Linked DNA regions of Homo sapiens: region 1 is linked to region 2. The links are chromatin loops, found by intact Hi-C in ENCODE. Cell type or tissue: MCF 10A. All regions are shown on one strand. Each heading gives the region's core, and the rest is flanking DNA. Links, peaks and the distances in the headings are about the cores only. Region 1 holds the start of LOC107985125 (a long non-coding RNA gene). Region 2 holds the start of RAB27B (RAB27B, member RAS oncogene family).

Region 1 (16,418 bases), core at 3,185-11,184, 150 kb after region 2:
CAAAAAGGCCCTAGGATACCTGCTCTCATAAGGCCCACTTCCCACCTTGCTCCATCGCTCTGTGTGTCTCTGTGCTGTGGAGCTGTTCTATGCCACATTCACTACGTCTTCCTCAGGGAAGCAGGGCACCTTCATTTGTTGTGCTGAGCTCAGGCCTCAGAGGGCACAAGTGACCGCCGTATTGCTCAGTCTTCATCTTGAGCTCCTTGGCAGGTATCACATCCTTTTCTCACCTGGAGGAAGAATCCCAGCCCTTCCCATTTCCAGGCTCTGAATTCTCTTTGGATGCTTCCAGGAAATTTGTTTTCTAGGCTAAAGAAAATCTCTAATTCTTGGTTTATTTGCAAAATAGAAATTATTGCTGAGTCATATGTCAAGAGCATGAATTCCTTTCCACAGAGTCCCTAAGACTCACTCCAATAATTAAGGAAATAATTCTCTAGAGTTTGACAATAGCAAAATGATTTAAATGCACATTGAGTAGAATGTTGATATAATTTCTACCAAAAGCAGGGTGGTAAGTATTTTCCCACAGTTTCTACATACATTCTTGCCTTTAACAATGTAGTTTAACATCCTGACCCATACAATAATATAAATATGCTTTTGAAATTGAAACACGAATACCAGAATATATTCACTTACACTTCACATTCTTCCAAAAATAACTTGAGGAAGGATATCATAAATATTCCCAATTACCTTAATAGTTGGAAGCATAGAACATTTACAGAGAACTGAGAATTTAAAGTGAACTAAATATCTGAGTAAATTAGCTCAGAGAAGAGGCTCCAAGTGTTCAAATATTGATTTTCACTGCAAAGAAATACTGTTCCTTGCCTCACAAAATTAATGAAGCTCTGTGTTAATTAATCACTACGCCTCTATAATAAGAGGCTGCCAATCAGCCTGTCAGATTGTTTACTGCTGAAATCCTAGCCTAACATTCATCTAATGATCTAAGTTAAATTTAACCCATGTCTCAGGACCTCAAACATAATTTCAAATCACAACACTGATCATAGCTTTAGAATCCCATATGTGCATCTTTGCTTTTCCATTACAGTAGCCAAGACCCAGGATCATGTTGAGCCTCCTGGTCCAAGGCTGAAACTTAGCTGAACCTTCCTAGGCTATGAAAATCTAGCTAATATACAGAAAGTCTATGCATATTTCTTTTCAGTCTCATAGAGTAATATGCTTGATAAAGAATTTCTTTTCTGCTATTAACTAGAAAATTACTAAACTATTTGATACATTTATAACTAAATCTTTAAAATTTGGGACGAATATACCATCAACTAGAAATAAATTAGAAATAATGGTTTCACTTACAGTGCTGAGTTTATATTTTTATTCAAAACTTAAGACTTTTGGCCTATTACCCTTTTGTGATTTTTCTTCTTTTTTACAGTGTTACAGACATACCTTGGAGATATTGTGGGTTCAGTTCCAGATCACCACAATAAAGTGAGTATTGCAATAAAGCAAGTCACACAGATTTTTTGGTTTCCCAGTGCATATAAAAGTTATGTTTAAACTATACTGTAGTCTATTAAGTGTGTAATAACAATGTACATATCTTCATTTAAAAATACTTTACGGCTAAATGTGCTATTGATAATCTTAGCCTTCAGAATCATAGTTTTTTTTGCTTGTGGCGGGTCTTGCCTCAATGTTGATGGCTGCTGCCTCATCAGGGTGGTGGTTGCTGAAGATTGGGATGGCTGTGACAAAATTTATTAAAATGAGACAAAAATGAAGTATGCCACATTGATTGACTCTTCCTTTTATGAGAGATTTCTCCGTAGGATGTGATGCTGTTTGATAGCATTTTATCCACAGTAGAAATTCTTTCAAAATTGAAGTCTATCCTACTGTTTTATCAAGTAAATTTATGTAATCTCCTAAATCCTCTGTTGCCACTTCAACAATGTTCACAGCATCTTCCCCAGCAGATTCAATCTCAAGGAACCACTTTCTTTGCTCATCCATAAGAAACAACTCCTCGTCCATTAAAGTTTTATCATGAGATTGCAGCAATTCAGTAACATCTTCACACTCCACTTCTAATTCTAGTTATCTTGCAATTTCTACAACATCTACAGTTACTTCCTCCACTGAAATCTTGAACCCTTCCAAGTCTTCCATAAGAGTTAGAATCAACTTGTAAATGTTGATATTTTGACCTCCTCCCATGAATCACAAATGTTCTTAAATGGCATCTAGAATGGTGACTCCTTTGCAACAGGTCTTCAACTGACTTTGCCCAGATCCATTAGAGGACTCACTGTCTATGGCAGCTATAGCCTTATGAAATATATTTCTTAAATAATAAGACTTGAAAGTCGAAATTACTCCTTGATCCATGAGCTGCAGAATGGATGTTGCATTTGTATGCATGAAAATACATTAATCTTGTACATCTTTATCAGAGCTCTTGGGTGACTAGATACATTGTCAATAAGCAGTAATATTTTGAAAGGAATCTTTCTTTCTGAGCAGTAGTTCTCAACAGTGGGCTTAAAATATTTAGTAAACCATGGTGTGAACATGTGTGCTGTGATCCAGGCTTTGTTGTTTCATTTATAGAGCACAGGAAAAGTAGATTTAGCGTAATTGTCAAGAGCCCTAGGATTTTCAGAATAGTAAATGAGCATCAGCGTCAACTTAAAGTCACAAGTTGCTTTAGCCCCTAACAAGAGAGTCAGCCTGTCCTTTGAAGCTCTGAATCCAGGCATTGACTTGTCCTCTCTAGCTATGAAAGTCCTAGAGAGCATCTTCTTCCTACGTAAGGCTGTCTTGTCTACATTACATTGAAAATCTGTTGTTTCACGTAGCCACCTTCATCAGTCATCTTAGCTAGATCTTCTGGGTAACTTACGCAGCTTCTACATCAGCACTTGCTGTTTCACTCTGCACTTTTATGTTATAGAGATGACTTCTTTTCTTAAACCTCATACATCCAAACTCTGCTAGCTTCAAACTTTTTTTGGGCACCTTCCTCACCTCTCTCAGCCTTCATAGAATTAAAGGTTAGGGCCTTGATCTGTATTAGGCTTTGGCTTAAGAGAATGTTGTGGCTGGTTTGAACTTCTATCCAGATCACTAAAACTCTTCATATCATCAATAAGGCTGTTTCACTTTCTTATCGTTCATGTGTTCACTAGAGTAGCACTTTAAATTTCCTTCAAGAACTTTTCTTTTGCATTCCTAATTCGGCTAACCATTGGTGCAAGAGGCTGAGCTTTCAGCCTATCTTGGCTATTGACATGGCTTCCTCACTAAACTTTGGCTTTAAATGGGAGACCTGCAACTCTTCTTTTCACTTGCACACTTGAAGGCCATGGTAGGGTTATTAATTGGCCTATTTTCAATATTGTTGTGTCTCAAAGAATAGAGAAGCTAGAACAGTCAAGACACACAACATTTATCACTTAAGGTCACTGTCTTCTATAGATGTGATTCATTGAACCCAAAACAATTGTAATAGTAACACCAAATGTGACTGATCACAGATCACCATAACAGATACAGTAATGAAAAAGTTTGAAATATGGTGAGAATTATCAAAATATGACACAGAGACACAAAGTGAGCACGTACTGTTGGAAAAATCGTGCCTATAGACTTGCTCGACACAGGGTTGCCACAAGCTTCAATTTGTACAAAACACAGTAACTACGAGATACAATAAAGCAAAGCACAAGAAAACGAGGCACACCTGCACTTATATCAAGCCACTTTCCTTGAAAATGAAGGCTATAGGATTTAAGAAAGCAATCCTAAGGAAATGTTATTCTCTATGGCACTTAATGATTTTAGAAGTATATTAAACAATTTCTTAAAGGGTCTTTTCCAACTTTGTGTTTGGTAAACTTTTGTGTGATGGAAAAACGTGTCCAAAGCGAAGATTCAATGGACTCACACATTTCAATCATTTACCTTACATTGGATGGCCAACAGGCTCTCTGTAAGTGGTGTGTTATTTTTGTCAATGGGGTTTCCATTCAGATGGTTTCCCGGGAGCAATGACACAGGAGTGGGGAGGGTAAAGGCAGGGCTAAGGGTTCAGGAAAAGGAAAAATCACACAGTACAGCTAGCCTGGGAACTAGTCCATCTGTGGTCAAAGAACAGCCAGGGGCTCCTACCAGGTGACTAATCTATGGTCAGCCCATGTCTTCAAGTTTAGGGTCAGGCTATTGTTTCAAGCAGCATTGTTGAATAAGGCAGCCAGGATCCACCTGGGACAGGTGAGCTGCTCTAACCCTCAGAAAGGCTGACTTGGATTTTGCCACATGGCAGCAGCCATTTTCCAAGAGAACAATCCCCAATGCAAAGCATTTTTAATTTGTTTTTATTTTTGTTTAGTGCTGTTGTTGTTGCTTTGTTTTATTTATTTTTTAAATTGGCAAGTAAAACTTGTATGTATTTATTGTGTATAATATGTTTTGAAATACTGTAGATATACATTGTGGAATGGCTAAATTGAGCTAATTACCGTATGCATTACCTCACATACTTATCTTTTTTTTTTTTTTTTTTTTTTTTTTTTTTTTTGCAGTGAGGGCACTTAAATCTACTCTCTCATCAATTTTCAAGAACACAATACTTTACTATCAACTACCATCACCATGTTGTACTATAGTTCTCTTGAACTTACTCCTCTTATCTGGCTGAAATTTTGTATCCCCTTCAAGCCTCTGCTTCTGTAACATTTACCAATGTCTCATTGGACAAAGCAAACCACATGGCCAAGCCCAGAGTCAATGCAGGGGGCGGCCACACAAAGACATGGATACCAGGAGGCATAAAACTGTCAGATTTTACCATCATAATTTACCACAGTTAGCCATGTCAGGTAATGTACTGACTAGAGAGCAGGATATAAGCAGGGGAATAGTAGGAAATACTACATGAAAAGTAAATCACCATTATATTTTGGGAGGCTTGAAACTCCATGGTGAGAAATATACATTTAATTTGTCAGGTTCATAAGGAACCACTGAATGTTTGCAGTAGAAAAGTTCAATATGTGTAGGCCAGGTTAGTTGTTTTTTGTTTGTTTGTTTGTTTTGTAGTTTTTGAGACAGGCTGTTGCTCTGTCACCCAGGCTGGAGTGCAGTGGTGTGATCTCAGCTCACTGCAACCACCACCTCCCAGGTTCAAGTGATTTTCCTGCCTCAGCCTCCCGAGTAGCTGGGACTACAGGCATGTGCCACCACGCCCAGCTAAATTTTGCATTTTCATTACAGACAGGGTTTCACCATATTGGCCAGGCTGGTCAACTCCTGACCTCAAGTGATACGCCCGCCTCAGCCTCCCAAAGTGCTGCTGGAATTACAGGCGTAAGCCACCGTGCCCAGCCTAAGCATCTTGATTTTAAATAAACACACCTAAAAGAGCATAGTCTAAAGTGTCCAGCTTCAGTTCTTTTCAAGAAAAGTGAGGACATAAACATACTTGGGAGGAAATCTAAGTACAGGACACTTCTAGATTTTCATTGATTTTTCGAATCCATTGTTTTCTTACCATTTCCTATTTGGGGAGCAAAATCTTTTTTAGCAATTTATCCTTGGGTCCTTTTCAAAGCATTCAACTTATTTTTCATAAAAACAATTATTCTTTTTTGTCCTACTTCATCAGTTCACAAGATATTCAAGTAAATTATAAAACTAAAATGTAGAGTAGAACTGGTACACATCAGTTTGGGGAAAGCATGTAATTGATGGTTAATAAACACACAACCCAGTCATGTGAGAAGAGGATCTGGGGTTCCAGAGAGTTAGCGTACTAGCTGTGGGATCCAGAGGCAGTGAGCATCACTCACAGATGTTATCAATGGCATCCATGCCATGGACACTAGAGATTAATTTCAGAGAGCCAGTTAAATGGGAATCAGATGAAGAGTTTCTTTTGTAGATTTTGTGCTAGCTTGAAGGATAGCAGGATGGTAACAAATTGGTAGTGCTGTGAAACATGTTTACTGGCTATTTGAAAGATCATTAATTAGCAATATTAAACCATATGGGGTTTTGTTTAGGTTTTTGGTTGTTGTTGTTTTACATGTACAAGTCATTTATTTAGTAAACTTAAATTCCAGTGTGTACTCTAGGTAAACTTTCTTCTTTTATTTCAAATTTCCTGTAGCCTTCTTTTCCATCATTACCACATGTGTTACAATGTTTATTTATTGTCTGTTTTCTATTAGAATCTAGGAGCAGTTGTGGGGTCAGAGACTATGCCTATTTGGATCACTATTGAATTTCTAAGGCCCACATCAGAGAGTCAATAAATATTTGTTTAATGAACAATTATATACAGTATTTTGTCCTTTCTAGGGCCAAGTTTCCAGTTATTGGCAACTATAATAGTTCTAAACCATCTGTTTACTAACAGTGTGCTTTCTGCAAAACAAACAGATAAAACCCCATTATATAACATTTACAGATATTTATGTCTTATCACAAGGTGATTTTCAATATAATTGGAAGGGTATGCTGAGACAATCCTCCTCAATAATCTGTGTTGTAATCAATATGCCTCCTTTCCTACTATGGAGCCCCCTACCACTAAGAACAACAGACATTTAAATGTTGCTTTAAAATATGACTTTGAAAATGCTAATTTTATAATAAGCCTGAGGTTAATTTCCAGGCAGTAGCTGGATCATTAATGACAGTTTTAATTAAAAAGTAAAAGCTTAACATGTGTAGTGATCAGTAATATATCATTATTTTACTATAGACAGTAAGAATTCATAAGAAATGCCTATAGACAGAACTTGTTCTGGAACTTTATTTGTTAATATCAACTATTTACCCTTTTATTTTATGCTTTTAATAAATATAAATGAACAATAAAATGTATCATGGCATTCTCAAAGACCTCTCAATCATGTACCAAAATATTTATTATATAAGATAACATAACATTTTATCATACAAATCTCTCATGTGTCTTTATAGCGGTTTTATTATCTAACTGTGCTCCACATAACAATCCCCTCTTCAGGCTGGAGTTCTTCAATCCTAATTCACATCACTGGGAACCTTTTCTTACCACCTCTCTTCCTCGTCCACAAATTCTTATATTTTTACTCCTTGCTGTCACATAACAGTTGCATCCCAAAGCCTCCTTTTATGTCAGAGTCATCCATTTATTCTTCCTTCATTCCTTATCTACATTTCTCCAAAAAAACACACTTTAAAGGAATAGCAAGGAAAGTAAAGTATATGTTCATTTTAGAGAGATTACTTTGAATTTTCTGAAAAATCCCAGCCTGGTAGAACACAAGGTTTGTGTCCCATGTGCGGTTGCTGGCATTTTTGGTTTTGGGGTCTGCATCGAGACTTTGATTTAAGAACATAAAATGCATAAGAAAAAAAAAATTTTATCCTTTCTTTCCCCAAGTCGTTAATATGATGCCAAATGACCAGGTCATGCAATGAGATTTTTTTTGAATCGTGACAAACATCTAAATCCTTCATCCTTTGTCAGGTAATCAATGTGTTAAAACATTTAAAAATCAAATAGGAGCATAAGAATAAAAAACAGAGAAATCCTCAAGTGTGATATTTAACATCATATTGTTCGTATGATACAAGGATAACCATTCAAACAATGTGAATAACAAATATGTTATTTTTAAAACAAGAGCCCACTAACTGGAGCTTTTTTTTTTTTTAGTTGAAATAATGACTGTAGCGAATCTGGTTTTGTTTATGATAAAATTGTTAAGTATCAGATAAGGTGAATGTGGTTTTTCAGGATCCCTGTTAGAAATTTAGACAGTGCGGACAGTAAATATGACAACATGTTGCCACCTAGTGGACATTTCATAAAACGTCTAGACATCCAGGTTCCTGAAACAGTGTACGTATTTAGGATCCTGGAGTAGGGCTGAGGGGATCTTCTTAGATATTGTCTGTAGGGCTGTCTTGTTTCACACGATTAGTCTTGGCTCTAGATGTATCAAAATTTTAACTGTAAACTCAAGGACTGAAATCAGAATGTAAAATGCCTAACGTTTATTGAGCATCTATTTTGTACTAAGCTGTGTGCTAAAAGCTTTAGCTGGATTATCTCATATGAGCCTCACAGCAACCCTGTTACTACATAACCACCCGCCCTTCCTGCAGATTAAGAAACCAAGGCAGGGGCCGATTAAGTGACTCACCCAAAGTCACTGGGCCCCAAGCTGTGGAACTGAGGCATGAATGGACTACCTGCCTTCGGAGCCCAGGTCCTCGTCGGAGCAGAAACCTTCCTCAGTTTATCACAGGCAAAACATTGGGACTGGACTTCACTGTATTAAATATGGCACGTTGGGGGTGGGGGGTGATATTAAGTTCTTTACTGAATGCGTATGATCCTCGGAAGTGGCTCTAGGCTTCCAAGAAAGAAAACAAGAGGGCCAGTGTGTCCTCTCTGCTAGACTGAAGACAGCAGACACTCTTGTGGGGGGGATCTGGGCAGCTCACTCCTTTACTCCTGCCTGACAAAGCATTGCCCATTTCCAGACTCGAACTTCAGTGGTCACTGTTTAAAGGATAAAACACTGTGATCTGGGAGGGCAACCCAGAAGCTGTGAATATTTGATCTAATTAACCTATTTCTGCCTGTCATTTCTGAGAAGGACCAGCACCTCTTGATGCAGTAATAGAAAGAGTTGTACTAAGAACTAGTAAATAAAAGAATTGTCCACAAAATTGGAGCTGGAATTTGCACATGGAATGAAGAAAAGAGAGATTGTACTTTCCTCCAGTGCTCCGCCACCCATATGCCCAAGCTTGAATTCGTAGTTATATTACAATGAATATTTCAGTCATTTAAAAGCTCCTTACCCTCTCCATAAGCCAACCATTCTGCCCATACAGGCTCCTAAAGATGCCAAAAGGGCATTTTTAAAAGTCTCTGGGCCCTCTGATGCTAGCACGATTCCAGGATCATGGTATTTATTCAATAAATGATTGTTGGATGACTAAAATGCAACTCGGGATATCTAAAGTTAAATCCCTAAATATACAATTTAATGGTATGCTGGGCTTCACAAGTCCATTTTTGCTTAGCATTTGAAATGATGTAGGTGATGCTTTCCAAGATTTTGTGATATTGACTGGTAATTTATATCACCAAACAAAATTCGCAATTTGGAAATAAATAACTGGGTCTATCCTGATGAGGAATAATTACACTATATATACAAAATTTTAGGTTAATAAAATGGAAATGTAATTTAAAGGAGAAATGAAAACAAACAGACGTTAAGAGTCACCAACCTTCTTGGAAATCAGAAATCTGTGAATCTCCGGATATGCTTATATTCTTTGAAAAGAAGAGTCTAGTTTTTCCACTGAATCCACAAAGCTAGATTCTAGTATTCCTTAATACAGGAAATCTCTGTTTGAATATCTAGCAGATTGCTCAACCTTAACATGTTTGAATTGGAACTCCTATTCTTTCTGCCATGTTCTCTTCCTCCCAGTTTTCCCACCTCAGGGAAGGACAACTCCCTGCTTCTAGTTCTCAGGCCCAAAGCCTTGAAGTCATTTTGACTTCTCTCATGCACCACATCCCACCCATCAGCAAATTATTTTGGCTCTTCCTTTAATGTATACCAAGAACCCACCCTTTCTCACAGCACTGTGGTTGGGCCATCCCGTGTCACCTGGATTCCTGCAGTGGCCTCCACACCATCCCACCCCCAGCAGCCCATCCTAGGAAGAGGCATGACCTTGTAGTTTTGACGTAGATACTTTTAAGAATGTGACTCAGCTATCAGAGTGTGGCGGCTTTCATGCTCAAAGCCCTCCAAGGGCTCCCATTTTTTCTCCAAGGACGAAGTACCCATAATGGCCTTCATGGCTTTAGACAGTTTTGACCCCGCTACCTCTCTGACTTTTCTTATTACTCTTCCACGCCTGTCCCCACCTTGTTCTTGGTCCACACTGGCCTGTGCATTTCTTTAGACAGGAGGCAAGATCCCATGTCAAAGCCTTTACTCAAGCAGCTTCCCTTTCTGCCTCTCTTCCTCGCACCTCCACAGAAATTTCTCACCTCTAAGCCTTTCTTTAAATGTCATCTTTAAATTGTAACTGTCCCCCAACCTCCCCTGAGGCACTCCCCATGCCCCTTACTCTAGTTATTTTTCACTTTCCAATAGCATGTGTGATCTTTCAGCATATTATATGATTTACTTAGAATGCTTATTGACCATTATCTCTCTCCTTCTACTGTAAGCTTTCAGAATAGAGGAAGTTTTTTTGTGTTTTGTTCACTGATATAGTTCTAATACCCAAAAGAGTGTCAGACACACAGTAGTCACTAAATAAATATTTTTGCATGAATGAATAGATCAGTCCAGCCATTCAAGACATTTTAATAGATACAAATGGCATCATATCTCAAATAGGAATTACACTACTTTTAATTGTGCTGATTTTCTTATTTCCCCCAAGTTACCTAAAAATATAGTGTAACTGGCATGCCCACTTTAATAAAACATGCCATGTGCGCTTCATTTTACTTCTGACTAATCATTTGAGTCTTAAAAAGAATTTCCTGGCCAGGCTCGTGGCTCACGCTTATAATCCCAGTACTTTGGGAGGCTGAGGTGAGTGGATCACGAGGTCAGGAGATCAAGACCATCCTGGCCAACATGGTGAAACCCCATTTCTACTAAAAATACAAAAAGTACCTGGATGTGGTGGTGCATGCCTATAGTCCCAGCTACTCAGGAGGCTGAGGCAGGAGAATTCCTTGAACCTGGGAGGTGGAGGTTGCAGTGAGCCGAGATTGCGCCACTGCACTCTAGTCTGGGTGACAGAGTGAGACTCCATCTCAAAAAAAAAAAAAAAAAAAAAATCAAAGGACTTGAGGCTCATAGTCTTCTTGCAGCCAGCCCATGACTTATATATACATCACCCTTTTGTGGTATGTTTGTCCTTCACAAGCATCCAACAGAGACATCCTCTCCTCTCCTGTCTCCTCAGATTTCTCTTTAAATAACTTCATTTCCTTTGAAACCTGCCCTGATCCCACAGTTTAAATTCATTTCAATTCAATAAAGAGAGTTAAGAAAGGCCTGTGTCATAAAGAGTATGATTTACTCTTATGTTGAGCCACAAAACTGATACAAACTTGTAAACTAAAGGCCTGGCTCTTAAGAATTTATGATACAGTTGGACCAGCATGCATGAGCCCACAGTAAACAGGACAAGATAGAGTGGATTTGGAGCTAAATCCAATGGTGTAGACACGGAGCGCTAGGGAGGAAAAGTACAGCGATTAAGGAGACACAGTTCCTGCCCTGAAAATTAGCCACTGCCCCAGTGGATTTTGGAATTGCAGTGCTAGTAAATCACGTTTAAGTCTAAGCTAAAAACACCATTCCTCCATGAGGCCTTGAGTTGTTTCTCCAGCCTCAGATACAACTGTGCCCTGAATTCTTAGAACACTCAGAATCTGTACCACATAATTGAACATGTAATTGTATTTTTTCTAGTAATGCTTGCTGGTTTTTTTTTTTTTTTTTTTTCAGGATGGCTAGTCTTCTACTTCAACCAGATTGCAAACCCACTAAGGCCTGGGAACATATATGTCTGCATAGAATTGAATGAGACCTTTGAGATCATTCTGTATAATCGTTTTATTTCTACAGCTGGGGAAATTGAAGACCAACAAGTTGTGAGTTGTCCAAGCTCATACTACTAATTAGTATTCAGAAAACTCCTTAAAATTCTGCTTGTTTTTGTCTTCCCTTGATTGGTGAAGAAAAGAGGGAGTGACACTTTTCTCAGGGACTTTGTTACACTGTAGTTTGTCTAGGATTTCCTCACCTTGAGGAGTAGGAGTAGTAAGAGGCATGATCTTGTAGTTTTGGTATAGATATTTTTGAGAATGTGAGTCACTTATCACTCTGTGCTGGCCAGGAAGACTTCAATGTGGAAATTCTGGGACTCTGAACATTGATTTAAATTCTCTCCACCAATACAGGATAAGGCATTAGAATCAAGAGTTTTTCTCCAAGTGGGAACTCCAAGTGGAGTTTTTCTCCAAGGCCGATGAGATAAGCCCTGGTCATAAGTGAGAAAAAGCAGTTCAGATCTGAGCTGGGTTGGCCAGACCAGAGAGAGAAATGGGAGCATTATAAGAGGCTGAGCCTGGCTCTGGAGGTGAGAGTGTTGGGCTTTCTCTTTAGACACCCAAATGAGAGATGCCTTCTTTCCAGCTGGGAGCCTTGAATGGCCTAAGGTGGCTTGCCATCACTGGTCACATCCATTCTTGAGCTGCAGATATCTGAGCCTTGAGAGTCATCAGCCCTGATAGCAAAAGTAGGAAAAAGTCCAGCTAGATCATTGCACATTTGCCATCTTCTCCACTAGTGCCAGAAAATTGCTCATTTTAATCTTTTTTACTCAAGAAAAAAATATCAATATATTTTGATAAAGGTAGTTGGGTTAAACAGGATTTCAATAGTCCTTCTTTAACCTCCAATCTGTTTAGAAACCATTCTTGAGCAGCAATACTTCTTTGCCTGAAACTGAACTGCCCATTCCATTGGTTTTCTCGCCAAAAAGTTGAAGAAGAATCTATAAAAACTGAGAGTTTTTAATTGCTATTATTTTAATAGCTTTAGGGAGGTATCGTTAACATACAGCCAACTGCAAATATTTAAAGTATACAACTTGATTTGGTAAGTTTGGACATATGAATCCACCTCTGAAACACCAAAGCTTCCTTGTATTAATACCTCTTTGAAATGTCTTTCTACCATTCCTGCCCCGTGGTCTCTAGGCAACCACAGATTTGCTTTCTCTCACTCTAGATTAGTTCACATGTTCTAGAATTTTACATCAGTGGAATCCTACAATATAAATCTTTTTTGCTTGGCTTCTTTCACTCAGCATAATCATTTTAAAATTTATTTGTGTTCATCAGGTAATTCATTTTTTTGTTGCTACAAAATAGTATGTCATTGAATGGATATACCAGAATTGGTTTATCCATTCACCTGTGTTTTAACCAAATTTTAGATCAATTTGTCTATCTTTATGTCAATACTACCCTTTTTGATTACTTATGTTTTACAATAAATCTTGAAAGCAGGTAGCATTAGTCCTCCAAATTTGCTCTTCTTTTCCAAAATTATTTTGGGTATTCTACGTCCTTTGTATTTCCATACAGATTTCAAAATCAACTTATCAATTTCTACTAAAAAAAAACTATTGAGATTTTGATTGAGATTGAATTAAATCTATAGATGCAACTGGAAGAGACTGATGCCTTAACGTTATCAAGTCTTCCAAGCGAGGAACACAATGTATCTTTTCACTTATTTGCCTTATTTAATTTCTCATAGTAATGTTATGATAATGTTATTTGAATTTCAATTTCTGATTGTTCATTGCTAGTATATCCAAATATAATTAACTTTTACGTTGATTTTTGTATCCTGCCACCTTACAAAGCTCACTAGTTTTAGGCTGGGCATGGTGGCTCACGCCTGTAATCCCAGCACTTTGGGAGGCTGAGGCAGGTGGATCATGAGGTCAGGAGATTGAGACCATCCTGGCTAACATGGTGAAACCCCATCTCTACTAAAAATACAAAAATCAGCCTGGCATGGTGGTGGGCGCCTGTAGTCCCAGCTACTCGGGAGGCTGAGGCAGGAGAATGGCATGAACCCAGGAGGCGGAGCTTGCAGTGAGCTGAGATCGCGCCACTGCACTCCAGCCTGGGTGACAGAGCGAGACTCCGGAGGGAAAAAAAAAAAAGCTCACTAGTTTTAATTTCTTTTGTTTTGTAAATTCCTTAAGATTTTTCTACAAAGATAACCATATGTCTCCAAACAAGGACAGTGTTGTTTCTATCTTTCAAGCGGAATGTCTTTTATTTCTTTTTCTTATTGTATTGTGCTGGCTAGAACCTCCAGTACAATATTGAATTAAAGTGCTGAAAATGGACATCCTCGTCTCTTTCTTGATCTTAGAAGGAAAGCATCTAGTCTTTCATCATTAAATACAACATGAGCATTTCTGTAGATGCCTTTAACTGGTTTGAGGGAGTTTGCTCCTAACCCACGTCCTGTGAATTATGAGGGTTTTTTTTCAGTCTAGCTGATGGGAACAGGCTTTATTCCTGACTCTGTGAGAGCTCTGGATACTGATTTTTGAAAAACCTACAGTCCTTTATTGAGTTGAGGAAGTTCTCTTCTATTCCTGAATTGTTGAGAGTTGTTTGTTTGTTTGTTTGTTTGTTTGAGACGGAGTCTTGCTCTGTCGCCCAGGCTGGAGTGCAGCGGCTGGATCTCACCTCACTGCAAGCTCTGCCTCCCGGGTTCACACCATTCTCCTGCCTCAGCCTCCCTAGTAGCTGGGAATACAGGCACCCGCCACCACGTCCAGCTAATTTTTTTTTGTATTTTTAGTGGAGACAGGGTTTCACTGTGTTAGCCAGGATGGTCTTGATCTCCTGACCTCGTGATCCACCCGCCTCAGCCTCCCAAAGTGCTGGGATTACAGGCGTGAGCCACCACGCCGGCCGAATTGTTGAGAGTTTTTAACATGAATTAATTTTGTCTGATGCTTTTTCTACATCCCTTGATATTATCATGTGGTTTTCCTTATTTAATGTGATAATATGGTAGATTACATTGATTTTTGATGTATTGTTTAAAAATCTGTTCTTTCTATAAAAATCTTTTTGCAACAAGACAAAAAGAATGGGATGGGGTGCCATTGTAGGAAAAGGTTCTGAAGCCTCATTCAACCTCAGCAGGCAGCAGTTGAGAATTGACAAGAAATGCCTGACCTAGGGGTAGGAGGGGGAGTGGCTGCCCATACACCTGCAGCTGCCATCTCATCCCTCAGTGGTGATGTATTCAACAAAGTAAGTGATGTTTTCACCCACTGCCTTGCAGACAGCTTGTAGTCACTTCTGCTTATGAAATTTCCACAGTCTGGGTGTGGTGGTTCATGCCTGTAATCCCAACACTTTGGGAGGCCAAGGTGGGAGGATCACTTGAGCCCATAAGTTGGAAACCAATCTGAGTAATACAGGGAGATTCTGTCTCCACAATTTTTTGTTGTTGTTGTTTTGAGACGGAGTCTCGTTCTGTCGCCCAGGCTGGAGTGCAGCGGCATGATCTCGGTTCACTGCAACCTCCACCTCCTGGGTTCAGGCAATTCTCCTGCCTCAGCCTTCTTAGTAGCTGGGATTAAAGGTGCCACCACCATGCCCAGCTAATTTTTGTATTTTTAGTAGAAACAGGGTTTCACCATGTTGGCCAGGCTGGTCTTGAACTCCTGACCTCAAGTGATTCACCTGCCTCGGCCTCCCAAAGTGCTGGGGTTACAGGCATGAGCCACTGTGCCTGGCCCACAAATAATTTTTAAAAATTTGCTGGGAGTGGTGGTGTGTGCCCCTGGTCTCAGGTACTCAGGAGGCTGAAGTGAGAGGATTGCCTGAGCCCAGGAATTTGAGGCTACAGTGAGCTGTGATTGCATGACAACACTCCAGCCTGGGCAACGGATCAGACAAAGGAAAGAAAGAAAGAAGGAAAGACATAAGGAAAGAGCCAGAGAGAGGGAGAGAGAGAGGAAGGAAGGAAGGAAGGAAGGAAGAAAGGAAGGGAGGGAGGGAGGGAAAGAAAGAAAAGAAGGAAGGAAGGAAGGAAGGAAGGAAGGAAGGAAGGAAGGAGAGGGAGGGAGGGAGGAAGGAGAAGGAAAGAAAGAAAAAGAAAGAAAAAGAAAGAAATTCCCACAAATGCAATGATGATCTACAAGAGTAGCATCTGAGCCCCTCATGTTGTGTAGCTTACATTTTATTTCATTTTCATAAGTTAATAAAGATGTTTACTTTCTTCTCATTTGAAAAAAAATAACTGTTATATAAACAGCAGGCCTGTGGATATATTTAAGACTAGAACTTCCCCTGACATTTCTTCCGGATAAACTTGTCCTTTGGTCCTCAATTGGGTATCTCTGGGGTGTGAATGATCTGGAGAAATGTCTTTCTTTTTGAAGTTGTAAAGCATAAATGAGAAATTGGCAGTAGGGATTATTTATGCCTATGCTGCCCCTTCCAAACTAATCCCACATGCCAATCTTTATGTCTCTAGTAGAGAAGCCACTGAATGGGGAGAGATGTGTTCATGGTATCTGCAACTAGAATTCAGAAAGAACTTCTTCATATCACTAGGAGCTACATGCCACATAAAATATTGTTTAAAGTGTTTAAAATATTGCTTAAAGTGTTTTGTATGGATGCATTAAGGTTCAAATTTTTTAATTTTGTTTTTCTTAGAATCTACCCTTAAACATAAAGCTTGCTTCAAATGACCAAGAGAAGAATTCATAGAACTTGACCCATTTGTAAGTTGGAGACAGTTGGAATATTATACTAATACATAATG
Region 2 (16,418 bases), core at 5,604-13,603:
GACAGAACAAGACTCCATCTCAAAAAAAAAAAAAAAAGAAAAAAAAAAGAATAGATCATGTTCCACATAATTATAAGGTTTATTTATTTTTTATTTATTTTTTATTTTTATTATACTTAAAGTATAAAACTTACAGTTTTAGAGTACATGTGCACAACGTGCATGTTAGTTACATATGTATACATGTGCCATGTTGGTGTGCTGCACCCATTAACTCGTCATTTAACATTAGGTATATCTCCTAATGCTATCCCTCCCCCCTCCCCCACCCCACAACAGGCTCCCGTGTGTGATGTTCCCCTTCCTGTGTGCATGTATTCTAATTGTTCAATTCCCACCTATGAGTGAGAACATGCAGTGTTTGGTTTTTTGTCCTTGCAATAGTTTACTGAGAATGATAGTTTCCAGCTTCATCCATGTCCCTACAAAGGATATGAACTCATCATTTTTTTGGCTGCATAGTATTCCACGGTGTATATGTGCCACATTTTCTTAAGCCAGTCTATCATTGTTGGACATATGGCTTGGTTCCAAGACTTTGCTGTTGTGAATAGTGCTGCGATAAACATACGTGTGCAAGTGTCTTTATAGCAGCACGATTTATAATCCTTTGGGTATATACCCGGTAATGGGATAGCTGGGTCAAATGGTATTTCTAGTTCTAGATCCCTGAGGAATCGCCACACTGACTTCCACAGTGGTTGAACTAGTTTACAGTCCCACCAACAGTGTAAAAGTGTTCCTGTTTCTCCACATCCTCTCCAGCACCTGTTGTTTCCTGAGTTTTTAATGATTGCCATTCTAACTGGTGTGAGATGGTATCTCATTGTGGTTTTGATTTGCATTTCTCTGATGGCCAGTGATGATGAGCATTTTTTCATGTGCCTTTTGGCTGCATAAATGTCTTCTTTTGAGAAGTGTTTGTTCATATCGTTTGCCCACTTTTTGATGGGATTGTTTTTTTCTTGTAAATTTGTTTGAGTTCATCGTAGATTCTGGATATTAGCCCTTTGTCAGATGAGTAGATTGCAAAAATTTTCTCCCATTTTGTAGGTTGCCTGTTCACTCTGATGGTAGTTTCTTTTGCTGTGCAGAAGCTCTTTAGTTTAATTAGATCCCATTTGTCAATTTTGGCTTTTGTTGCCATTGCTTTTGGTGTTTTAGACATGAAGTCCTTGCCCATGCCTATGTCCTGAATGGTATTGCCTGGGTTTTCTTCTAAAGTTTTTATGGTTTCAATTCTAACATTTAATTCTTTAATCCACCTTGAATTAATTTTTGCATAAGGTGTAAGGAAGGGATCCAGTTTCAGCTTTCTACATATGGCTAGCTAGTTTTCCCAGCACCATTTATTAAATAGGGAATCATTTCCCCATTTCTTGGTTTTGTCAGGTTTGTCAAAGATCAGATGGTTGTAGATATGCGGCATTATTTCTGAGGGCTCTGTTCTGTTCCATTGGTCTATATCTCTGTTTTGGTACAAGTACCATGCTGTTTTGGTTACTGTAGCTGTGAAGAAAGTCATTAGTAGCTTGATGGGGAAGGAAATAAAGGGTATTCAGTTAGGAAAAGAGGAAGTCAAATTGTCCCTGTTTGCAGACGACATGATTGTATATCTAGAAAACCCCATCATCTCAGCCCAAAATCTCTTTAAGCTGATAGGCAACTTCCACAAATTCTCAGGATACAAAATCAATGTGCAAAAATAACAAGCATTCTTATACACAAATAACAGACAAACAGAGAGCCAAATCATGAGTGAACTCCCATTCACAATTGCTTCAAAGAGAATAAAATACCTAGGAATCCAACTTACAAGGGACCTGAAGGACCTCTTCAAGAAGAACTGCAAACCACTGCTCAGTGAAATAAAAGAGGATACAAACAAATGGAAGAACATTCCATGCTCATGGGTAGGAAGAATCAATATCGTGAAAATGGCCATACTGCCCACAATTTGACTTCCTCTTTTCCTAATTGAATACCTTTTATTTCCATCCCCATCAAGCTACCAATGACTTTCTTCACAGAACTGGAAAAAACTATTTTAAAGTTCATATGGAACCAAAAAAGAGCCCGCATTGCCAAGTCAATCCCAAGCCAAAAGAACAAAGCTGGAGGCATCACGCCACCTGACTTCAAATTATAAGGTTTATTGACATTATTTCCCAAAAGTATAGTTTTAAAAAAGTAATCATATAGCATGTGATTCTTTGCTATCATCAAACCTTAATTAGCTAGCTGTTATTTTTATTTTTTTGAGATGGCGTTTCACGCTTGTCGCCCAGGCTGGAGTGCAATGACACGATCTCGGCTCACTGCAACCTCTGCCTCCGGGGCTGAAGCAATTCTTCTGCCTCAGTCTCCCGAGTAGCTGGGATTACAGGCATGGCCCCCATGCCTGGCTAATTTTTGTATTATTAGTAGAGATGAGGTTTCACCATGTCGGCCAGGCTGGTCTGAAACTCCTGACCTCAGGTGATCCACCCGCCTAGACCTCCCAAAGTGCTGGGATTACAAGAGTGGGCTACCATGCCCAGTCAACTAGCTGTTATTCTTTACAACTTATATCATCATATATGGCCAAAAAATAAGGCAAGATAATTTCCCAAATTATACCTTAAAAAAGAGATAGTTATCTTAACATTGGAGTCCTTATAGTTCTCTTATAAGGAAACAATCATCAAATTAATTTGATAAAAGTGTACTTTGAGAAGGAAAGACATATTTGCTTGAAATTATATTAATCAATGTTAGTTTAGATGCCTGAAAAAAATACCTTATAATTGGTTAAAAGGCCAGCAAGGAATTTAAGATGATTTAATAATCATTCCTGAATATATGACATCACAGCTTGAAGTGTTTGCAGTTTAAAAAGCAGCAAAATTAACAAAAACACTGGTTTTAGGTAACAGCTTTTGGGAAAATGGAGAAATCACCATATATTCATTTGTACTTATATGGTAAGCCCATATGACATTTTATTTTGCACCTCACCGTAAAGCTACCAGCAAAGCAAATATAATTAAACATTTTATATGGATTTGCATATGACTATACTTATGTCCACACATACAATTATATATGCTAATAAATGACTATATTTATGTATGTGTATTGTCATATGACTTGTAGAAAATGAATTATTCTTTCCTATTTGCTTAGTTCTTATTTTTATAACTTTTCTTCTCTTTAACTAGTTTTTAAAATTGATTAAACAATGTTGTAATTATTTCTAAAATTCTGCTTATAGGTTTTTTTAATAAAGATGTCAAATATTCATAGACAGGATCATGGCATACCCACACTACTGTGACTTCTTGGCAAGTTAGGACATTCATCAAGGCTATATGTGAACATCACTCGTGAAATTATTTGGGCCTTTCCCACAGCATGTTCCTCTAACATAAGAAGAAAAAATTAGACAAAATTACAATAATCTCAAATGAGGTCCAAGTATATCTTCATTACACATTCTAAGAAACAGGCAACATGAGGTTGGAACTGGGAAGGTTAAGACCTCACCACAGAGTAGATGCAGTAGGTACAATTGTGAAAACATAGCCAGTTTAATGAGCAGATATCTAAAATAGGTCTTTATGAGCTACACATTTAAAGTAATTTGCCAGTAGAAAGTCTCTTAAGCATGTATATATTTCTCAAAGTTACATATTCGTTGTGAAGAAAACTAGCATGGCCTGGAAGTCCAGTCTTATGACTTGTTAGTCACACTGTGAGGTTTTCTCAAACTGGAGAAGGGTGGATTTTTATTTGTGATTAAACAGACTTCTTCACATGAACAGAAAATCAGCAGGAGGTAGGGGCACACCCGTGCATAACTTTCTGGTGAAGCCTTCCCTGCAATCGCAAGAGAAGGGTTACGAAATCTCGGATCTCATCAGTGAGGGGGTCAAGTCAAGAGAAATTTTTAAGAGGATGGTGAAGGATGAAAGGCATTATCATGACCAGAAGGTCAGTGACTCATGCTACTAAAGACAAGAGAGAAGAAACCAAATATATTTGTTGTTTAAAGCTTACAAATGCTGGTTTTCTCTTAGAACCCACCTTTATTTTTCCTTCATGTTCTGCACTGCATCCCCCATACCTGGCAGTGTACCAGGCACAAGTTGCTTAATAAATGTTTGTTGAATGAATAAATCATTGTGCAAACCTCTCAAATCTATCTTCATTCTGCATTTCAATTCACTTTCTCCACTGCTTATAGATCATTATATTAAAGTATATGCAAATACTTTAATAAAGCATAGTGTTTTCTCTATAGAACAAATATCTTTTGTTTCCTTATGTGTATTTTAAGGGTAATTTAAAATTAACTTTATTTTTATTAAGGTAATACATCTCATAATTTAAAACAAAATCAAAATCTACAGTTCTTGTGGAACAGTGCAGATCGCCTCCTAAGCCCTGGTCTTAATCCCCACAGGCAAACATTTGACTCTTTAGCAGCTTTTGTACTTTTATATGTCTAATTGGTTTGCCTATCCTGCTATTTCTTTATTTAGCAACTTTACACATTATTTATTGATTTTTGTTATGATGATTGAGGGTTTAGCTGTCTTCTCTGCACATATACACAGATAGTCTTTCCCTCTGCCATCCTCCACATGTAGTTTTATTGTAGGTTAGGGTTAATTCTCTTGTTGGCATTCCCAATATTTTTATTATGTCCAGATCTGAACAAAGTGGTATTCTATCATAATGTTTCTTTTTTCTTGCAACTTTTTGTTTCTCATGGAGTTAATAATATCCTTTTAAAATTAGTTCAGCACACTCCGTACCTATTGTATATTATTCACAATTGCCTCTGACTGATCTTTAAGACTGTAACAGAGTGATCTAACTGTGGTAACAACTCTAAAAAATCTTCGTGGCATCATACAATACAAGTTTACTTCTAGCTCATGTGGTAGTCCAATGTGTGGCAGCTGAGGTAGCCATGTCACACCCTAATTCAGGTTCATGACTTTTCATCTAGGGGCTTTCATGTCTTCTAGGGGCTTAGAGCTCTTCGTTGGTTCTTCGCATCTGCGCACTAGTAAGGGAAGAGGGGAAGTGTGGAGGATCTCAGGGGTTATTTTATGGGCATACCCTGGAAGCGATGTACATGACTTCTGCCCACAATCCATGAACCAGACCTCAGTGACATGCCTCCCCACCTGCAAGGGGCTAAGAAATGAAATCTAGTGTGGTGCTCAGGAAAAAGAGCAGAACATGGAATCTGGCGGGCACTTCCCGCTATCTACTGTATTTTCAAATGCACATGTGTATCAAACAATCTATCATTTTCTTTCCATTTTTTTTTTTCTTGGAGACATTCCTACTGCAAGCCATCTGTTCACCTCTCTTTAGGCCTGCTTCACACTTATTGCTCTGGAGAATTTATTTTACTGCCTCTTATGTTGGGCCTGCATTTTTGGGGTTTCATCTCTTCCTCTTTCTTGATTTATAAGCTTGTTTGGGGAACTGTTACTTTAAAATGGCACACAGGATGTATATTTTTTAAGTCCTTGCATATCTGAAAATTTTTTAAAATCAAGCTTGGCTGACAGTTTGTCTTGATATACAATTCTAAGTTCAAAATAATTTCATTTAAAAAATGTGAAGGCATTCAAAGAAACTTCTGGATCCATTATTGCTCTTGAGAAATCCAATGCAATTTTTTTTCCTTGTATGTGATCTGCTTTATGTCTCTGGAAGATGTTTTAGGTTTTTCTCTTTATTCCTGCATTTATTTTATCTCAGAATGATATATTTCGATGAGTTTAATTATTTGATTAATTTAAAGGATTGTTTTCCTGGACGTTTAGTGAAACTTTCGATCTCCAAAGTTCATCATCTTCATTTCTGGTATTGTTTTTGCATTGTTTTCAAATTAGTGTTTTTATCCTTTTCTGCATAGAAAGAAGTCTTTTCTAGAGCTTTCTGAGATTTCCATTAGTCAGAATTTTTTTCCATTTTTTGAAAATTTTCTGCAGCTAAATAGATTTTTCAACTTAGTCTTCTAACCCATCTGTCAGTTTTTTTGTAAATGTTGAGTATATTTTCAATTTCAAAAGATTTTTTTCCTGTTTTGTATATAAATTTCTTTTTTATTCATTATCTCTAGGAGCAGGGTAAAAAGGCATGTGTTCAGTTCATCTTGTTGAACCACAAATTACTCTAGTTTACTTTCTCCAGAAAATAAACCTCCAGTCTCCTGGAAGCTGGATTGAGCAGATGGAGGAACTTATGGTTGGTTGATTGTGTGACAGTGGGGAAGGGAACTCTGGGTCCAAGCATTCCAATATACAGACGTATAACCAAACCCCTGTGTTTACCCCACCACCTGGCCTCCTTCTATGCTGAGATTTCTGCCTCCTAGGCCTGAGCCTGCCCAGGTTTTGCAGGAAGAATTGGCTTGCTTTTTACCATAATCTCTCCTGCAGGCATGCAGTGTATAGAATCCTCTGCTCTTCCAAATCAGTTACCACGCCTGCATCTGATTTAGCTTCTTCCAAAATTCATTACAAGTTTATGTGTTATTTTATCTGCTTATTTGTCTTTGTGATTCAATAACATTTAAAAAAATTCATTTATTCTTGTAATAAAGCAGTTTGAGGAGAGATGAAATACATGTGATAATCTTGCCATTTGTAACTACACATCACCCCATGTACATTAATGTTTACCTCAGTGCCATATTGATTGAATTAGACAGATGTTATGTCTACTTAAGTTATGCTACATAAACTCCAGGTACAGGAAGATGTTATTACTATTATTATCATGACACACAATGCTGTCACCTTGTTTTCACTGGTTTTCCACTGTTTTTTATTCTGCTCTACCTCTGGTCAAAGTGGCCTTCATGGAGTGGCCAAGCAACATTTCTCTTATGTCTTCCTACTCTTTCTCTTCCTTGGAACCCCTCTTCCCAGGGAAGGAAATGTTCCACCACTCTCTGGTAGTGTCACTATGTAACACTACTGAATCTGAGCCTTGGAACCTCGGAGACAGGACCATATGTGGCAAGTCACTCCAGGAGAGCTATCCCTGCAAGAGTTGGCCCTATAAAGCAGGTGACACACTTATCTAGGGAAAGGTGGCAAGGAGAGTCATCAATAAATGTGTGTGTCAGATTTTCTTATGGCAGGAACCTTTTCTAGAAGTTGCAGTGAGGTAGTACAACACAGTGACCACTGTGAGCTCGGCATTCAGGATCAATAGACCTGTCTTCCACCTTTTGAACTTCATCACTTTGGACAGATTTACTGCGACTTTCTCAACCTCAGTTACCTCATTCTGAAAATGGAGACAATAAATATAATAGACGCCTTGCCTATTTCACAGTAATGTTGTGAAAGCCAAATGAGATGAAACTCTATTGCATACAGGAAATAATAGCTATTAGGACTAATGTCAGTAGTGAACACATGAACTAGATAAAGAATATGGGTTATCATTGTATAGCACAGAGGGTGATTTTAAGTCAATGTGTTAACAGTGGAAAAGATTCAAGGCTCTTATGTTCTTTCTTTTATTTCTGTCTGGGCCCATGGACACACACTTCTTATATACTTAGATATTGCTGTTAAATGCAAAGTAGATTTATCATAAATATAGATTCCAAGCATACATACTTTGAAAATCTACAGGCTGAGCCTCAAAGACTTTTATGCAGTAGATCCAAAATAATTTTTAGGAACTGGATCTTACTTGGGGAGAATGGAATAGATTGTTACCAAAATTATAAGTATAGCCAACACATTCATAGAACTTACTGTGCCAGGCACGTTCTACACACATTACTGATATGAAGTCAATTCTTCACAATAACACTATGAAGACATTATTATTACTCTTCTTTTCAACTTTCAAGAACATTGAAGGACATAAAATAGAACTTCTTTAATAGTTTCATAATAGAATAGACAGATTTCTATGAGACCAAAATGTTTTCTCTAATATTCCATTTTTCCACTAGTTTGCTATTGTTTGTTTTGTGTTTTGGTTTGGGCTATTCCTTTGCTCCCTTCTACAAGAAATTCTCTGGGAGCTGATAACAGCAGTGCCTCCCAGATTGTCTCTAGGGCATCGAATAAGAAACAAGTTAAGTAATTAAAATTCAAGCAGTCATTGGCATCTCGTTGTTTACTAACATGAATGCAAGACACAGGTTTGGAACTTTTAAATTTTGTTCACAGAGGAGTAAATCGGTTGTTATTATAATGTACCTAACCTTGTATTCTTACCTTTACTACCAGTCTGTAAATTAGGGATGTCTGAATGTGTCTAAAATGGAATCCCAAGATGGGCAGCCAGGATCTTTGCTTTGTGGACGAATCTAATGTGTTTAGAACACGGCATAGCACATAGTAGGTGCTTAACAAATACTGGTTCAATGCCTCCGTGTGCTCATTATCTTACTTAGTGGTAACCTATTGATCTCTGAAGTGACTTTAGGAAGTGAATTAGGGCTTTGGGAAGTGAATTTGGATGTTGCATACTGATTAATGCATTCATACGAACACATCCTAACTTTTAAAATATTAATTTCTTTCCAACGCCCTCTTTTATTTCCCGAGGCCATCCTCTGCTCCCCACTCGCAATCCCTCGCCTTCACTCCTCATAGTTAATGAGACACCCCCTCGGAGGAGAGAACGCAATGTCAGGGCCCCAGTTCTCACAGCGCCCTGGGCTCTTTGAATGAGAGACATCAAAGAAAACACAGAACAAAAATGAATAAAAATGAGCTCGCTGGTAAGGCTAGAAGCCCCACAGTGTGGAGACTTCATCCCCGAGAGGAGTGTGTTTCTCACTGCAGCAGTTGAGTCACCAGCAAGACTTGCCTGAGGTGAGCTCCGCACATCCGCGTTGGGACTTGCAGACACGCCTTCTTCTCACACAAACCTTACCCAGCCCCGCCGCCGCGGCGGACTCCGAGGGTGGTGCCACCAGCCCTGCCACTCGCAGTCCTGACGGGCAGGGGCTGCGGACCGCCCGGCCTTGGACCCATCCGGAGCCACAGGTTGGAGGAGATAAGTAGCTGTCCCCGTGCTCATCGCCCTGTGGAGCAGATCCTGTCTCCTTGCTGACGGTGGAGCCCGGGAGTTCCAGGGCTTGGGAAGGGGAAGGAAACCTCTCTGAAATCTGACACCTGCTCTCCCGGCAAGGAAACTTCGCAGGCTGGTGAGTTGGGAAGGCGGGCTGCTGCTGCTGGAACGCGTTCCCACCCACCCGGGTGCTGCAGCGCCGGCCTGCGCCGTGGGAAGTGAGGCCTCTGTGTGTGTGTGTGTGCATGTGTGAGTGCGTGTGCACCTTCGATCGCGGTTTCCAGCAGAAATCCTTGCAAAGAAGACAGTAGTGCTGTGTGCTGCACGGATGGCATGGGCCAACTCGACCTGGCTCTCCTTGAGTGTTTGCTTATCAAACAGCTGGTTACCACCAAAAAAAGCAAAAAGAAAAACAAAAAGCCTAGGCACAGCAATGCCAATTTCCTTTCATTTGCATCTCAAAAAACAATCAAAATAATGAATAAGAAAAAGCATGGATGATGATGTGCTCAGAGTTTCATTCCAGGAGGAGCGACTTAGTGAGGCAAGCCAGGAGAGCAATAAGACATTTATATGCACTTCCTTAGATGAAATAGCCACAGAGACCTTAAGAGTACTTTCTGTTTTCCAATTTTTTGCTCTGTTACTTTCGAATTCTGATCTAAGTGTTGCACCAACTAGGGTATATGTGTGCATGTGTGTTCACCCAACTGATCACAATAAATTAGCTTTCAAGACTTTCCCACCCAATGCAACATTAATTAAGCCTCTGAAAACTACTGAAGTAGGTGAACTGTAAGCAGAGACTGCATTCCTAGGAAAAAGCTGTGTTTGGTTAGAGCCTTCACACCTGTATCATGTTTTGTGAGTTTTTTATGTCAAGATGTAAAGCTAAGGGTATGTAATTCCAGTTGTTTTAAACTGCACATCATTAAATTAAGCCCAAAGTAATAACATAAATTTCAAGGTTATTAACAACAAAATTATTGTTTAATATAATACAGCTCTGAATTTTGATTTTGTTCTGTTTATAAGAAAAATGTCTACAGTTCTCAATATTTAGTTATATTCACACATATTCATTCATATATAGAATATACAGGGTTTTATGGTTATAAATTTTGAAAAGTTGAGGGAAAGGATAGACTTAAGCATTAATATAAACTCAGATATTTAAGTTTAATGAATTTTCAAGCTGCTGTAAAGTCCATATTGCAGTGATGAAGAGAGAGACATACCTGTCATGTGCCATTGCCCCTCAAATAGTTATTTTTCATAGTTTCCTAGCATAATCCTCTACCCAGATGGGGTCAGCCATCCTTGAAGGCAAGAGGTGATTCCTACCAATGACCAAAAAGGGGTAATCTTGACAGATAGTTTAATATTAATGGAGCTTTTCTGTTTCAGAATTGACTATGGCCTCTCATACAGTGTTACTGTCATTGCTTTCGAAAGGAAAACAAAACATAGCAGATAAAACTGGATGAGCCTGTTCTCATAGTTGCCAAGAAGGGATAAAGGGAATCTGTTGAATGTAAGCAAACCACAGTTCCCCTTTCTCATAGGTCATTTCTGGAACAGGCATGTTTGACCCAATAGGGAAGGTAACCCTAATATAATTGATCTTCTTGGTAGAAGATCAGTTGGTATGCCAGTTTACACTACAACTGTATGTTGGTTTCAGAATTGCTGTTCATTTATTTCACTGTTTTTCTGGAAAAATGGAAGTTATCCAAATGTCCAGGTAGTTCAGAATAGAAACCTGCTCTTTTCCCACCCTCACTCCTGCAAATTTTTGGTTAGGTTTTTGGGCTCTCAGATCAGTACGGCATGAAATATAGAACAATTACTCATATAAAACTCATCTCACAATCCAGTTTCTTCAGTTGATTCATCAAGGCAGGTTGACCAATAGTTCAGCTCTTAAGCAAGTAATTGTAATGTTGAGATGCAAGGAAATGATTTCAATAAAAACAGACAGGACAAATCAGGTGTTTCCCATGAAGAATATGTCACTTTCTAAAGATGGCTGCCAAATGGGAATGATTTTTTTTTTAAATTCATTATTAGGTATATATGGGCTTAAGTATATACTATAGAAGTAGCAAGCAGCAACATCACTATGCATAATAACATACCTATTGTAAACCCCAAATATGGAGTTGATAGTATTACTCAATTTCTTTCACACCCTTTGCAATCATTATTCATGTTCTCCAAATATTAACCTCCCATTGGCACTCCTTAAATAAGACAAACTTGTCTAGATTGCCAATAAGGAGAGTAACACTCTGTTTATCAAATGGCCAAAAAAATCTTAAATAAATTTTGTCTTTTTAACTAAACAACTGCTCAATATATTGAGATAATTAAGTTGCTTGTTCATTTGTTCAACAAATATTTGGTAAGAGTGTTATGCACTGTTCAGGGCTCTGTGTGGACAGAAGTGGACCAAAATTCCTGACCTTGTAGAGCTTATCTTTTACCAGGGAGACAAAGACCAACCTAGATAAGCAGGGTGAGTCTATGGCACAGTAGCAAGAAGTGCTCAGCAGAGAGTATAAAGCCGAGGAGGCATGCAGAAAGTGTCAGTGGCCGGTGTCAGGGAGGACTGAAATTCTAGATCAGATGCCCAGGAAAAGCCTCACTGAGATGATATTTTAATATCAATCAGAGGCAAGTAATGGAATGATCCATGTAGATATGTGGAGGAAGAGCATTCTAGATTGAAGCATTCTGGCATCTTTCAGGAACAGCAAAGAAGCCCATGAACCTGGCACAGAGGGAGTGAGATGGGGGTAGCAAGAAATGGGGGAGAGGAGATAATGGGGACAGGTCTTGGAGGACTTTGAAGGTCCTAATGAACATGTTGGCCTTTGTTTTTTATTCCAAGTAAAATGACAAAACACTATGATTTAGATATAGCCCGTTGAACATTTTTCAATAAATATTTACTGAGCATACTATGAACTTTAATATTCGTCTAAGCCCTGTGGATAACAGATGTTAGTGAGATATACGAGGCCTCTGCTGTCATGGACATTATATCTGGGGTTTGGAAAGAGACGGATAAGTAAATAAACAAATTAGTAATTCTGGAACTTTTAGTGATACTAAGAAGAAAAAATGTTAAAGGGTAATACAATGAGAGTGACCTGAAGGGGACTGTGTGATTCGGTGGTCAAGAAAAGCCTCAGGGGAGGTGATTTTTTTTTTCTTTTTTTTTAACTGAGACAGAGTCTTGCTCTGTTGGCAGGCTGGAGTGCCCTGGCACGATCTTGGCTCACTGCAACCTCCACATCCCGGGTTCAGGTGATTCTCCTGCCTCAGCCTCCTGAATAGCTGGGACTACAGGCATGCACCACCATGCCCAGCTAATTTTTCTATTTTTAGTTGAGACGGGGTTTCACCATGTTGGTCGGGATAATCTCGATCTGCTGACCTCATGATCTGCCTACCTTGGCCTCCCAAAGTGCTGGGATTACAGATGTGAGCCACCGCGCCTGGCCAGGTGATGTTTTTAAAAGATCACTCTGGCTTCCTTGAAGAGACTAAGTCGTAGGGTGACCAGAGTAGAAGAGAATCCAGTTAGGAGGCTATTCCAGTAGACCAACTACAACAGTGGCAAAGATTAGGGTCAGAACAGTGGCCACCAAGAGAAGTAGATAGATTCAGGAAACACTTGAAGGCAGAGCTGACAGAACTTACTAATAAATTGGATAAAGGTGGAGGTGAAGAAAAGAAAGAACCAAATGATCAACAGGATTCCTACTGAAGACACTGGGTAGACAGAAGGCCATTTCCTAAGATGGATAAAACTAGGGAAGAAATGGTTTTAATGGGAAATGAAGAATTTATTTGCAGCCTTTTGAAGCGTTTTTCAACATCCAAGTGGAATTATCAGCTTGGGCTTTTGCATATATGAATCTGGGGCACCTAGAGGACATCATAGCTGGATATAGAAATTTGAGAAGCAAGTGGCTATGGATACTATTTAGAGTGATATCCTTGAGGACATCACTGAGAGAGAGATTACAGAGAAAAAATTGGGGCTTGAGGACGCAGCTCTGGCTTATTCGGACATTTGGGACCTTGTATGGGAGGAGTCAGTAAAAAGCCATTCAAGTGAAAGGCAAACCGGAAGAGAGTGTCATCATGAACCTAAGCCAGGATGTTTTTTTAGGATGAAGGGTGTGGTCAATGGTGTCAGACAGGGCCAAGATAAACAGTGAGATGAGGACAGAGAAGTGATGATTGCATGTGGCGGTGTGGAATCATTGGCAGCTCGGGAAAGAGATGGAGTTCTCAATATAAGATATTCAGAAAAACTATAAAAAATTCTGAAAATAGCATTTCACCTAATTCTAAAGAGAATTGAAAAGAGGCCCCCAGAAAAACTCATGAGGCTACGTACATAGAAGCTCTAATAAATTCAATTTTTTAAAATGACTTGTAGAACAGATGAATAAAGGAAACATATAATTAGAAATACTTAACGAAGGTGTTGTCTGAGCTGTGAGCATAGTTTGAAGAAGAGTAATGCACAGTGAGCCGAAGCTTGGGAAAAAATGCTCAGGAGAGCAAAAGATTATTTTCACATTGTTTGAAACAAAGCAGTGAATAAAGAAGGGTCATCTCCCTCTTCTTTCTTTTCTTTTTTTCTTTCTTTCTTTTTTTTTTTTTTGAGATGGAGTTTCTGTTGCCCAGGCTGGAGTGCAATGGCACGATCTCAGCTCATTGCAATCTCCCTCCCCGGGGTTCAAGCGATTCTCCCACCTCAGCCTCCCAAGTAGCTGGGATTACAGGCATGTGCCACCACTCCAGGCTAATTTTTGTATTTTTAGTAGAGGTAGGGTTTCACCATATTGGCTAGGCTGGTCTTGAACTCCTGACCTCAGGTGATCCGCCTGCCTTGGCCTCCCAAAGTGCTGGGATTACAGGTGTGTACAACTGCACCCGGCCATGAATCCCTCTTCTTTCTACATGAAAGAAAATAGCCTTCAAAATGGAAGGTCTAGACAACACCAAAAGAAAATTAAAATCAAAGAAAGCTGAGAAGTTATTGTGACTGCAAATAACTTCTTTAAATGAGAAAGACTAATGGCAGAAGTTGTCAAGAGGACCTCTGTGAGGAAAGGGCATTTCAGTTGAGACCTAAAGGTTGCCTGGTTGCTAGTCAGGTGAAGGGGTTGAGAAAGAACAAACCAGACAGTGCAAAAGGATTTGCTGAATTCTTAACCTGGGAAAGAGCTTGGAGCGTTCAAGAAACTGAGAAAAGGAGTTTGGAGAATGGAAAGCAGGTGGCAGAGAGAGGCACAAAGTGAGTCTGGAGGCACCAATGGGGAAGAGTCATTGCAGAAACTAGACAAGACCAATGAAGATCAGGAAGTGCAGCAACCTAAAACTTACTTGTCAGAGCTGTTATAGAGATGACTTCTACTGGGAGGTTGAACTAAACAACCCTCAAGCTCTCATCCAAAGCTATAATCCTACAAATACAAGAACACAATTTGTTTAATATTTGATAATGTGTTCTAGATTTTTTAAATTAAGAATTGATAGTGAAAGTATAGTTATAAAATATAAAACAGATCAAAGCAAATTAAGTAGTAGCTGCCATATAAAGCAAATGTTTAATATCCAGAAAAGCAGGAAAAACGTTTCTAGGTAGCTACAGCTGTATTCAAGGATACCAAGACCCACTCACATAATTTTGGGAACAGTTTCATAGAAAGGAGATATAGACTTCATATATTGGTGGGATTTAAATCAAACCAGTAGGAAGTCTATTATTAGTCAAATATTGCTAGTGTTGAGTGGTGTATAACTATAGACAGGGCATTCAGTCTCCTTAAGGATCTTGATTTTCTCCTGTGTAAAATAAAAGGTAAGGGTTGATTATTTTAACATCCCTACTGTTCAGCTCTAGACTTGGGCAACACATAATTCTTGTTTGATGTTTACTTCCTTCCTTCTTTTTTCCTTTTCTTCCTTCCATTTATGTGTCTATCCCTCTAGATAGATGATAGGTAGAGATAGATAAATAGATAGATAACCTTAGATCTACCTAAGATTATCTTTGTTATACATAAATCTGTGTGCATAAGTGTATATATATGTGTGTGTGTGTGTGTGCATGTATGTAAACATGGAAGAAGAGATAGAAACATATGAACTCTATAATAGAGGGAAAATTTCATTTTAAAACGTTTAGGGAAAAAGCATAAGACTTTATTTTAGTCCTCTTTCTGGCTTCGTTCTAGCACATAAATTTATTTTCAATCATATTGAACTTGGGGTCAACTTAATCTGTTTTCTTCTTGTTTCTCTCCTTAACTTGCTCAGAAAAAAAAATGAGATTATGTATTAAATCTGACCTGAGGGATATACCAGAACAATAATAATTAGTAAAAGCAAAATCAGCTTGTATTATATTTGCCCAATCTAACTTAGGCAAGGTAATCAGAGCCTGAGAAGTTCATTAAATGAATTATTCAGTTCTTATGGTCTATTATTCAAAATATATTATTTTCATAAACAAAATGGACTGTTGATAAGTGTTCCTGTACATATATAAATATTAAAAATACAAAATGAAATTAGATTTTTCAGAGGGAAAGAGAAACTAGTCATGTCTTAGTGCCTTTGAAAAAGTAGACACGTTTTCTAATATTAAGAGGTGCCACATATTGACTCAGGTGCCTCCTTGGAGTAACTTAAGCCTCTAATTTTCTGGAACTTTCTCCCAAATGCTGCAAAATATAGGAGCAATGCAACCTGTTTGCAAATTTATTAATTCTTTAAGCGAACTAAAGATAGATATCACAGCTAACTGTATGGAAACTGTAATTCCCAGTCCCTATATCTATCCCTTTCTCACTCAATCTTTGATCTTAATCTTCCTAAGGTTTGTAATACCTATTCTCAAATACTGCCTCTCAAGGTTTGGAAGTAAACGCTTCTATTAGGAAGAACCTAGGAAACAACACTGCAAAACATACGTTACAGGAAAAAATTGCTGTAACGAAAATATTCTCATATTTATAACCGAGGGTTAAAACGTAATAAAACAGACTTAAATAAATAGGCCATCATGTTTGAAAAGTCTATTCTTTAATCTTCAGTTGGAAGCAAGATGCTAGTTGATGAAGCCTGCATAGCAGTAATAGTAATAAGATGAAATGAGCAACTTTGGGTTTGCTTTTCTCGTGTAAAGTCACTAGGCCATCATCAGATGCTACTTATTTTGAAATTGGCCTATACAATCTCCCCAGATCTCCTTTGCTGTATTTTATTTTTTCACTTACCTACTAGGAAAACCAAGAAGACAAAAGTAAAATGCACCCAGCAAGTACTCATTAGTA

Evidence for each region. Hi-C counts contacts between places; a loop is a spot of excess contacts. Peaks named below come from ENCODE experiments on the same cell type or tissue, not always from the same donor. Only the 100,000 strongest peaks of a DNase experiment are listed, where the experiment ranks them.
Region 1: a loop joins it to region 2, with 9 times the contacts of the local background. A loop is called at or near these places in 7 of 110 quality-filtered maps.

The regions. Positions count from the first base shown.
Region 1 is chr18:54,975,440-54,991,857 of GRCh38, forward strand. It overlaps LOC107985125 (a long non-coding RNA gene), which reads right to left and starts at 12,862. Exons shown (of 2, transcript XR_001753541.3): 1 at 12,756-12,862; 2 at 11,637-12,324. RefSeq lists an enhancer at 1-822. In MCF 10A, for the core only: a CTCF peak has its summit at 7,850 (motif pointing left); a DNase peak (open chromatin) is centred at 7,832.
Region 2 is chr18:54,819,511-54,835,928 of GRCh38, forward strand. RAB27B (RAB27B, member RAS oncogene family) reads left to right here and starts at 8,967. Exons shown (of 6, transcript NM_004163.4): 1 at 8,967-9,190. In MCF 10A, for the core only: no CTCF peak of the experiment used is centred there; DNase peaks (open chromatin) are centred at 8,881, 9,151 and 10,971.